Regions from separate parts of the Homo sapiens genome. Here region 1 is linked to region 2. A link is a contact called in ENCODE Hi-C or POLR2A ChIA-PET data. All regions are on one chromosome and are shown on one strand. Each heading gives the region's core, a stretch centred on a gene start or an enhancer-like site at or near the end of the contact. The rest is flanking DNA. Distances are from core to core; before and after follow the strand shown.

The links. Hi-C counts contacts between places; a loop is a spot of excess contacts on that map. ChIA-PET counts read pairs that join two places held with the same protein, here RNA polymerase II (POLR2A). Pooled maps may share reads with other maps.
Region 1: a loop to region 2 is called in a map of endothelial cell of umbilical vein, with 4 times the contacts of the local background. The contact joins two enhancer-like sites. A Hi-C loop is called at or near these places in 14 of 168 maps with a recorded cell type or tissue (Right ventricle myocardium inferior, cardiac septum, endothelial cell of umbilical vein and 3 more), 1 of 37 single-sample maps with no recorded cell type and 9 of 50 pooled maps. POLR2A ChIA-PET finds 5 or more read pairs at or near these places in 3 of 52 experiments (H1, HepG2 and MCF 10A).

Annotation. Positions count from the first base shown.
Region 1 is chr3:30,282,424-30,287,712 of GRCh38, forward strand. No RefSeq gene overlaps it. Among named protein-coding and RNA genes, the nearest start is that of LINC01985, 230 kb to the right of the region's middle. Within about 2 kb of position 3,753, at least 18 of the 41 ENCODE cell types and tissues checked have a DNase peak (open chromatin) inside an H3K27ac peak, as active enhancers do; they include endothelial cell of umbilical vein, where a contact is called at or near this core.
Region 2 is chr3:30,224,574-30,229,441 of GRCh38, forward strand. No RefSeq gene overlaps it. Among named protein-coding and RNA genes, the nearest start is that of LINC01985, 290 kb to the right of the region's middle. Within about 2 kb of position 3,543, at least 6 of the 41 ENCODE cell types and tissues checked have a DNase peak (open chromatin) inside an H3K27ac peak, as active enhancers do; they include endothelial cell of umbilical vein, where a contact is called at or near this core.

The DNA of each region.
Region 1 (5,289 bases), core at 2,503-5,002, 58 kb after region 2:
AAACCATAAAAGCCTTTAGTTCTGACACGATGAGACATACTTTTTAACACTGATTCACATCCAAATTTATTCTAGGATGATTCCTGAGGCAGCATCTAAATATGCAGACTCGGAGACAACCTTGCTGCCAGCAGGGATTAAAGAATTTGTGAGTCACTTCTTGTATTCTAGAATGGCTGACAAAGAAATAATGTGATTTCAGGGTTGATAGCAGTGGTTGAATGGAATCCCCTGGTGGGAGGTGGGAGTGGTTGGTGGCTTGTACTCTTCTACAACCCTTTAAAAAATCTGCATAGACTTGGGGTGAGATCACCTCATTAATTTCTTTCTCCAATTAAGAATATTCTCATTTCTTTTTTTCTATTTTTACTTTTTAAATACCAATTAATAGATTTCAACAGTGTTTGGAACATAGAAGGTACTCAATAAGCATTTTTTTGATTGAAGAATGAATGAATAAATGAATTTATTAGGCATACCAAGCATGTGCCATGTTTTGTTTTCAAGCATGTGCCGTATTTTGTTTTAGGCCCTGAGAATATAGCAGTGAATGAAAAGTCCAAAAATCTCTGCTATGTTATTACTCTTACATTTTAGTAAAGAAAATAAGGCAGCAAATTAAAAAGCAAAATGTATATCTTGTGAAATATTGATAAGAACTTTAAAGAAAAGTAAATCTGGGAAGAGGAAGATGATACAGAGGATGTGAGTGATGTTGAAATTTTACAGTGGAATTGTCAAGAAAGGCACACCTGCCCCTAATATTTGTAAGTGTGTGGGCAAGAATACTAATGGGGTGCACATACCATATATGTCAATATTTTACAATTATAAACTAAAATAACCAACTGTTAATTAAAATATATTATATCTTCCTGAAATACATCTTCATAATGACAAACTTGAAAATTATGTATAAAGTTATAGCTTTTATATGACACACAATATCAAACATTATTAAATTTCATTATCAATATGTGTTTCTAAATGTTTTGTGGCCAGCCATGTTTAAAGACAAATAGAGACATACATTATTAATGACTTTTTATATGTTTGTTTTATAAAATGTATTCTATTTTTTTCATTTCAGAAAAATCTCCATCTAAAGAATCTAATATTTGACATAATTTTGTTCTGATCATCTAAGGGGCCAGAAATTAAAATATATGCAATATTAAACAAATTGAGTATTTTTAAATCAAAAAAGTAAATTAAAATTAATGTAAAATATTTAAAGATAAAATTCTTTGACATATGCTTAAAATATTTTATTCTAAAAAACTTGAATTTACATAAGTTAAAAAGTAAGAGGCAACTATAATTAGTGAATATCAATATTTTACACTGAAATTTATTTAAAGCTGAATTTTAAACATTTTATTGAAAATGTAACTAAATATTTTAAAACAGTTTTTTGAAATAAAATTATCCATAATTTTAGCTTTTAACATCTGTCTAGATTTCAATAAATAAAGCTTACATATTTCGTATATGTTTCATCTAATCTTACCTACATACAGATTTTAGAATAATATTAATATGAATTATTTGGTATCATAAATTTTTTCTCAACCACCAAGGACAACTATTGTGAAAATTATGTGAACTCGTGAGTATCCTTAGAACCACTTAATGGAACATAAAAAGAAATAAGGAAATGGACTTTCAACCTTATTATAAAATGATATTTCATTATGCAAGATATTACAGCTTTCATATATTCTGAGAGGACGAATTTAACAAGATGATTAAATTATTGTTTCTCTTCCTCAATATATTAATTATATGTTGGCATATAACTAACTACTCTAAAACTTAGCTCCTCAAGACAACAAACATTAATTATCTCAGTATCTGCGGGGCAGCAATATGCATATATTTTATCTGAGTGCGTGTGGTTCAAGGTCCTTCCCAAGTCTTCTGTGATTATTCCATGGAAGCATTAGTTGGGCTGTATCTCATATTTCAACTGGGGGAAAGATTTCTAGAGCCATTCTTAAAATGGGACAACTAGCATAAATATGCCCAACTATGTTCAGCAACTGTATCGATGCTTTACCAAACTTCCTCTTAGCTGAAACCCGCAAATCTCTGTGGCTACTCTGGGGACACTTGATATGAGGGACAATATAATGGAGGGGTGTCAGAGTAGAAAGAGAAAGTGATTCACCTGTAGTTAAAATATAGTACTTTTGAAATTTTACAAAAATATGACTATGAAGACATAGCTACAGCTCTTCCCCTGGCTTTGGAAGTGTCTTAAAGTTTAAAAATGCATCATTAGCTTCTTCATAATTCATCTCTGCTCTTGATAAAAATAAGCCAAGAAAAAAGAAATCCTACAGGAACAAAATGGTACAATACAGAGCAGATCTCTTAATTTTCAGAATTCAGTTGATATTGAAGTTATTCTTTATTCAATGTAGTCACTATGTGACTTCATCTCTCCTGAGGGAAAGAACAGGGATATAGATCAGCCTACCTCTCAAGTCTCCATGATTCTGTATTCTCTTTTAAAAATACCTTCAGTGCATTCAGTGTCTCCAGCAAGCTGATGAAGACTCAAAGTTACCTGACCTCTGGCTGAATGGAAGGTTCTCAGTGTCATGGAACATTGATAGTCAAGAGAAGAATGCTCCAGAGCTGATACCTAAGAAGGCTGCTGGTGGTGGAGAGGGTGCCTATAATGGGAAGGCCGGAGCTACTACCAGAGTAGAACATCTGAAACAGAGAAACTTCTGCATTGCAAATTAGGTTGGGCTTAGTTTCACCTGTGATTTATAGCTAGGTTCATTTCTTCCTGTTTAACTTGGTTTTTGTTATTTGTATCTGTTTAACATGGTAATAATGGATCATTTTCATTAAGATGGTATCATGCCCTGAAAATGATGCCTTAACTGGAGGGATGAAGAATTCCGCAATGACGTCTGTCATTCTTTAATTAATTAGAGTGCACCTAATAAAACCCAGAAGAATGAATATCCTGTCTGAACACAATTACATTATGTCTGCATAAGGGCCTGCATTTGACTGTTCTGGGCTTCCTGTTTCTCCACATGTTGCAAAAATATGGACAACTTGAGCATATCACATAGCTATCGCATATTGGGTTATGGGAGCCAAACTTAAAGATGGGTTCTGGAATTTAATTTTGCAAGTATTCAGTTGAAAGAAGGATTTTTGCTGTTTGTTGAGGTTAAAATATCTTAGTGAAATCTGAAGTAAACTAATTAGTTGTAGGTCAGGGAATTATTTTAGTATTTCACAACATGATTGTTTTTACTAAGTCCAAAATTTGCCTAAAATTTAGTGATTTTACGTTCACATTTTTTAAAATAGTCCTAGTTTCATATTTATTTACTTTCCATTCCTAGGGAGGTTCATGTTAGTCACGTCATAGTGACCAAATTTTTGGTTTAGAAATTAGGAACATACTAAAAATCTGGCAAAAGAGAATGTGTGTTTTACTTCATGGCATCATTTTTATTTTGTTTAGTTTTTACTTGCCAAAGCTGCCAAAGTGGAACATACAGGAGTTGACATAAATACTGCAAACTGACAGGCAATCCAAATATTTCTTTCTGTGGTACAGGCTTTTTTGTTAATAGTAAATTTGGGAAGAATCTTTAAATCAGCTTCTAAGAAATTGGTTGAGCCAAATGTACGGGTAGCATTCAGTACAGGTTGATTTCTGCTGCTACTTTTACTGGCAAACAATGGCCAACTGCCAAGCCATGGTCAACCCACACAGCTGTTTTCAATGATTCATTTCCCTTGATTTCCCAGCTGACCCATTCAGAAGGAGAATAGCAGTTTTCACACCCCAGTTGCTAGCCTTGTTGCTGCAAGGAGCCCTCCCCTTCAATTGTGGGAGTATTTTGAAGGCTAAAGTAAGATACAGTTGTCCTCAGAAGCAAAGTTGATTCTATGCCTAGAATATAAGCAGGCAAAAAAGGCTGAGAAAAGTCTGGGAAATGTTGATTTCATGGTGAGGTGCTTACCATGGCTCTGATTCATAATATGCCTACCTCTCCAGCTTTCTCTCATACCACACCCTGACCTTAGCCTGGCATTCCAACCACCCTGGCAGTTTCCAAAGTACAGAAGGTTCTTTTACCCATTGGTACCAGTGCTATTCCTAATGGTTAGAATACACTTCTCTCTTGTTTGTTTGGAAAAATCCTGCTACCTCCAAGGTGCAATCCAAGTATTAAAGTCTCTGGAAGCTTTTTCCTGAACCCCCAAAGGTGGGTTAGATCATGCATTATTAATGGAGCAATGTTGCCCAAAAGGGGTGAAAATTGGCACTGGAAGGCAAAAAAAATCTTACTTTTTAATGCATAAAGCATGGATATACATATAATATGTAAACAGATGTGTAATTTATCTGAGGCATTTCAATTTCAATTAGAAGGAGTGAGATTAAAAGAATGTCTAAATAGGCTTTTTAAGGTGGTATTGAACTTTTGTTGAGTCGAGAAACCTGGGTTACAATACTATTTAGCTTGTTTTAAGTCACTGATTTTTGAATGTTTGCTGCCCAGCATCATTGCAGCAAAAGCTGACTCATACCCTCTTTCCTTAAGGCCATCTCTCCTTCTACCCCAGTCTCACGATTTGAAACTTTTTGAGGCCTGGGGCACTGTTTTGGGCTTCACTGCCTCTATAGGACCAGACACACTGCCAGAATAGAGCAGATACTCAGAAAATGTATGTCCAATGACTTCAATGGGATCATAATTTCTCAGTCTTACTCAAGGCTTTTATACCCATTGTGTTCTACAAAACAGCCTTCCATCCCTTCCAAATTTTTCTGCATCCTATAATTGAATGAGTTGGTGTTTTCATGAATTTTTTTACTCCAGCTACAACAACTAAAGAAGTGATGACTCAAAGCTGAATTTACACCATAGATGTGTCCTGTTCAAATATCCAGTCAATGTTGCAGCTTAGCTCTTATGACATTGATTAACATACTCCATTTCCAAAAGGCACAGTGCATACCCTGTGGATACAGGGTAACCATGCCTCTGTCATGACAGCATTTTCACTGTAACATCAGTTAGATCAGAAGTACTGGGTGCTCGTTTGCAGCCCTATTTGCAGCTTTCTACAGTGGCACAGATTCCTGTGACTGTTTTAAATTACTGGAAAAGTCAATATTGGAAAATTTTTCTTAGTATGATTTGTATATGCTATGGTTTGACTGCATTCCCTCTCAATTTCATGTTGAAACTTAATCACCAATGTGATAGTATTAAGAGGTGAAACCTTTAGAAGGTGATTAAG
Region 2 (4,868 bases), core at 2,293-4,792:
GTGCTGATAGACACAGGCTTGCCACAAACCTTCAATTTGTAAAAAACTCAATATCTATGAATCAAAACAGAAGTGAAGTGCAATTAAACAAGTTATGCCCGTATTTCATTTACTGTAAAATTAGTAACACTATCCTTATATTCTCTTAAGTTGTACCTGTGTCCATTTACACTTTTACTCTTTTGTAATTATTGTAAGTGTACATAAGCATTTTCATTTACCAGCAGAGGAAACGGATCCTCAGAGATGGTAAAAGTGGCAAGTGCAGCAACACATACTTATCAATGGGTGATTGGTTTATTTTGGACTGCATGTTCTCACATGCTCACTCTGTTTTATCAGAGCACTTTTTCTTGACTCAACTAAAATGCCAAGAGCAGCCAGACAGTCAAATAGAAATATTTGATTATTTGACTGTTAATATTTTCTTTCATGGCCTAAGTGTTAATGACACCACAGATGAAACTGGAAAACTATTTGCCTGGGTTTTGGATGGTATTCAGTATTCTCAGCCCTGTGATGATGAAGGTAATGTGGGAAAGTTGAGGTGTGAGTGCAGTCCTGCTAATTAGATGCAGTCTGGATACTGGAATGTGATTGAGTACCGTTGACATACACATCACATCACTGATACCGTACTTGCCATCTCCTTTTCTTTCAGCTCTTAGATATGTCTTGGCAAATTATCAGTGCTGAAAAGAAGCATTTGAAAGCCAAAAGGAAGCTCAAGTGCAACAATATGGATTTAAGGAATCTGAAATGGCAACCACAAAGAAATTCTTCTAACAGTTTTTGAAGCTTGTTATTTCTTTAGCAACATGTCCTTCTTGTAGCCTTTGTGAGATCAAAAGAAGTATTAAAATCAAAGAGGCTTCCTCGATGTTTTATAGGGACTTATCACATAAAATGTGTTTTAGAATGGCAATGACGGACTTTTCCAGTTACTCAGAGATAAAAAAGATGCTCCAATGTCAAATGGAAAGCTGGAAAGAGAATTTAGGGCACTCAGAAAATTTCACTCTCTGCCTTCTACATAAGCCTGCCTAGTGAAAAGCTAGAAGGCAGAAACATGATGGAAGACACACCAGTGTGTCGTCCCCTGAGCCCCAGATCATACTTTGGTTGTCTTATATTTGCAGGCTATTCCAAGAGATGGTTAGATCCCAGGCTGACTCTCTGGAGTGAGTACATTATAGCATGATTGTGAAGAATGTGAGTTTTTGACCCAGCTCGGTTGCTTATGAGCTCTGTGACCTGGGGCAAGTTTTATATCCTCTGTTTTCTTCCCACATATAAAATGGCTGTCACCTACTTAATTGCCATTCCTATCCCCCATCTTAGTTGGGAGAGCCTTGCTCCCACTCAACAGATTGACAGTGCTGTTATTCACTTTACCAGCTTCCTTTGCACTGAGAACCTGAGCATGATTCAGTCCAGTGAAATCTAGTGAGATCTCAGGGAAAGGCGCTTAGAGACATCTAAGATGTGAGAGGAAACTCTCCTTTTCTTTGCCAGTCACTGTAATCCCATGATGATGTAGCCACCTGGTAACTATGATAGATAACGGTGAGAAGGAAGCAAATATAAAAACGGTGACTTATTGGAGAGTTGTAAAGACCCTAGATTCTTTTGTTTTTCTTCTATTTATTTTATTTTATTTTATTTTCCCCCCACTCCCCTAAATTCTTAATGACATTCATAAATTACTGCACCAGCTCTGGCATATTCCCCTCTCCTGTCATCTTCTTCTTCTTATAAGAGACAATAATGGTCCTTAATGTTACACCAGTTTTAGCTAGGTCTTCTGTAACTATAGCTGAAAAGATTATAAGAGATACAGTAATTATTACTTACCCAGTTGTTGTGAGGGTTAAAGAATATAATGCATCTGAAATACAATACATTCAAATACAAGTCTTGACATATGTACATATAGCTCTAGATAAATAATGGATGATCTTTATACTAAAAAAAGCTATTTCTCAAGTCTGATCATTGCCCACCTCCATTAATATTGGCTTTGTTTTGTGTCTCACTCTATTGCAACTTGTCAGGATCACCTCTATCTTAAGATTTCATGAGGTTGACATGACCAGATTTTGTTTTTCTTTACATGCACCAGTATTTCTTCATCCACCATTGCCCAGTGCACAGCTAGAGTAACCTAAACTTTATTTAGTTTCACTTCCGTCCCACATACTGGTAAAAGTGACAACAATTTTCCAGTGATCTTGAGACATCTTCCAGAGTGTCTCACGTGTGCTTCCCGAAAAGTCCTGGCCCTTCTCAATGTCGACTGCCAAGACCTCAGCTGCTGATAAGCAGCCGGGAAATAATTGCCTATGTTACCCACTATGGTCACCTCCCTCTTGGCAATGCCACCTCTGCTGGTGGCCCTGCCTGTACCAAACACCTCTGCTGGAATGCTCAGCATGTCAAAGTGGTACACGGTGGGTTACTCAGGATGCTAAAGCCACGACTATTTTGTGCACAAATGTGGGCTTCATGTTTCTCCCTATTTTGTGTCACATTTAGACATATGAATCTCAAAATAGTTTTACTAAGAGCCCAACATCTTAAGGAATTTTAATTAAAATAAACGTTAAGACCTTTATTTTTTGGCTTTTCTCCACCTGCTAGCCCTTTCACTTTTCTAGACTTAAACCCCTTTTCTAGACTTAATTCTGGGCCTAGGAACAGGAGAGGCAATCATCATATCTCATATAGAGTTTTCTCTTCATGTCTATTAACTAAGGATTGGCTGGTGGACCAAATTTGTCTGCTTGCTTGCTCTCTCTCCTCTAATTTCCCACAGGCAAATATAATTTGGGCCACCTTTACAACCAAACTTCTAGTTATTTTCAGATTCATGTGAAACCCAACCCTGCACAAATCTTGGGTTTAATTTGGGATCTTCATTCTGCTTTCACCAACTACCTAAAACCATCAAGCAGGAAGACCTGTCATAAAATTTTTTCCCACCTTTTGTCATTGAGGACATATTTTATCAATTCAGGCTAAAGATAATATTACTTTGCCCTCAAACTTCAGAGTGTTTTACTCCAAATGATAATAAACTCTAGAGACATACTTAATTCAATGCTTAAAAACCTAAGTGTCCTAAAGTGACCCAAGGGTTGGCCTAAATCCATCACACTGCAGGACAAAAGGAAATTCTTGTTATTTGATCTTTTGTGAAAACAGAGCAGCTGATCTACCATTCCTCTCTAACTTAGCATCACTTTTTGAGCAAATGAAAAGTTATCTATCAAACTTCTGTTTTTCTTCAGAGTTTAAAATTCTAGAGACTGGAACCATTTTCTACCTTCATCATTTTAACTTTCCAAGAAGTCTGTTTAGTGACTTTTCTTTGAAATGTCTTCATGCCCTTACATGCCTCCTGATCAGATAAAGGGACTCCACTTGCTTTGATCTTTCTTTGTAAGTCCTACTTTCTTCTGCTTTTATAGTCATCATTGTCCTCTTCCTGCACCTTCTCTAGTATTTCTGTTCTGAGTATAACTGATTGCGAAAATCTTATGTTTATCTTCCTCATGAAGGGTCAGCCAATGCCAATAAAAGCAAAAATTATCTTCATGAGGAAATGACTAAGCAATAACTTAGTAGCTTCTCATATCTTTCGACCAGACAACATTTCAACTCTCAGAAGAAAACTTGGTGGGGATATGCATGCAGGAACCATTCTTAAAAAAAAAAAATCTATTGTGTAACAAAATTAACTCTGGACTCATATAGGTTCAAAGCCCTAAGAAAAAAATTAAAGCAAAAAATCTCTAGGGCATTTTCAAAATCACTCACAGAGCAAACTCTCCTTAGAATAGTTGTCTTTATGGCCAGGATTGGGTCTATAATCCCAGTACTGTGGGAGGCCGAGGCAGGCAGATAGGTTGAGCCTAGGAGTTTGACACCAGCCTGGGCAACATAGGAAGACCCCATCACTACCAAAAAAAAAAAAAAAAAAAAAAATTATCTGAGCATGGTGGTGTGTGCCTTTAGTACCAGTAACTCAGGAGGCTGAGGTGTGAGAATCGCTTGAGCCCGGGAGGCAGAGGTTGCAGTGAGTTGAGATCACACCACTGCTCTCCAGCCTGGGAAACAGAGTGAGACCTAGTCTCAGATAAATAAATAAATAAATAAATAGTTGATGTTTTATAACATATTTCTCTTGCTGTACAGTTGGCTTTCTCTTATTGCCACAGAGTGATTTGATTGTGACAATTAAGTTACATATTCTACAGAACTGGTTTGTAGAAATAAATGAATAGGAGCAGTAAAAGAAAGAAATAGTAACATTGGAATAGCCAAGAAAGTTATACATGTAAAGATGGGTTGGGTGTTGGTTAAGCAACCATGTGAAGTCCAGACATTTGGAGATTAGTCAATAGGATAAAATTTTCATATCAAAACACTTTTCATAAAATTTCAGGGCTTTTCTGCTAAACTGAAGATCCAATAGGAAGGGATACCCACTACTCAATTTTTTTTCCTTCTTTCTGTGATCTCAAGTTTAACTGAAGTGGAAACATTAAGAAGGAACAAGCTTATAAACAAAACAGGCAATGACCTCTAGAAACAGTGGAACTTAAATATGCAAATTCCATGAGCTGTTCCCACAGGAAAGCGACTTTGCATCAAAATAAAGAAAATTTATGATGAATATGGGATGCTGTAAATTTGGGATGGATAACTGGTTTCAATAGAATTAAATTATTAACAGCAAGATTACCTATTCAAATTATAAAATTATATTTATTCAAGCCTATTTATGGGGATATTCATGAAATATGGAATTAAATATATTTTTACATAAACTAAACTAAAAACAGAAGCCTACCTATCATCAAATG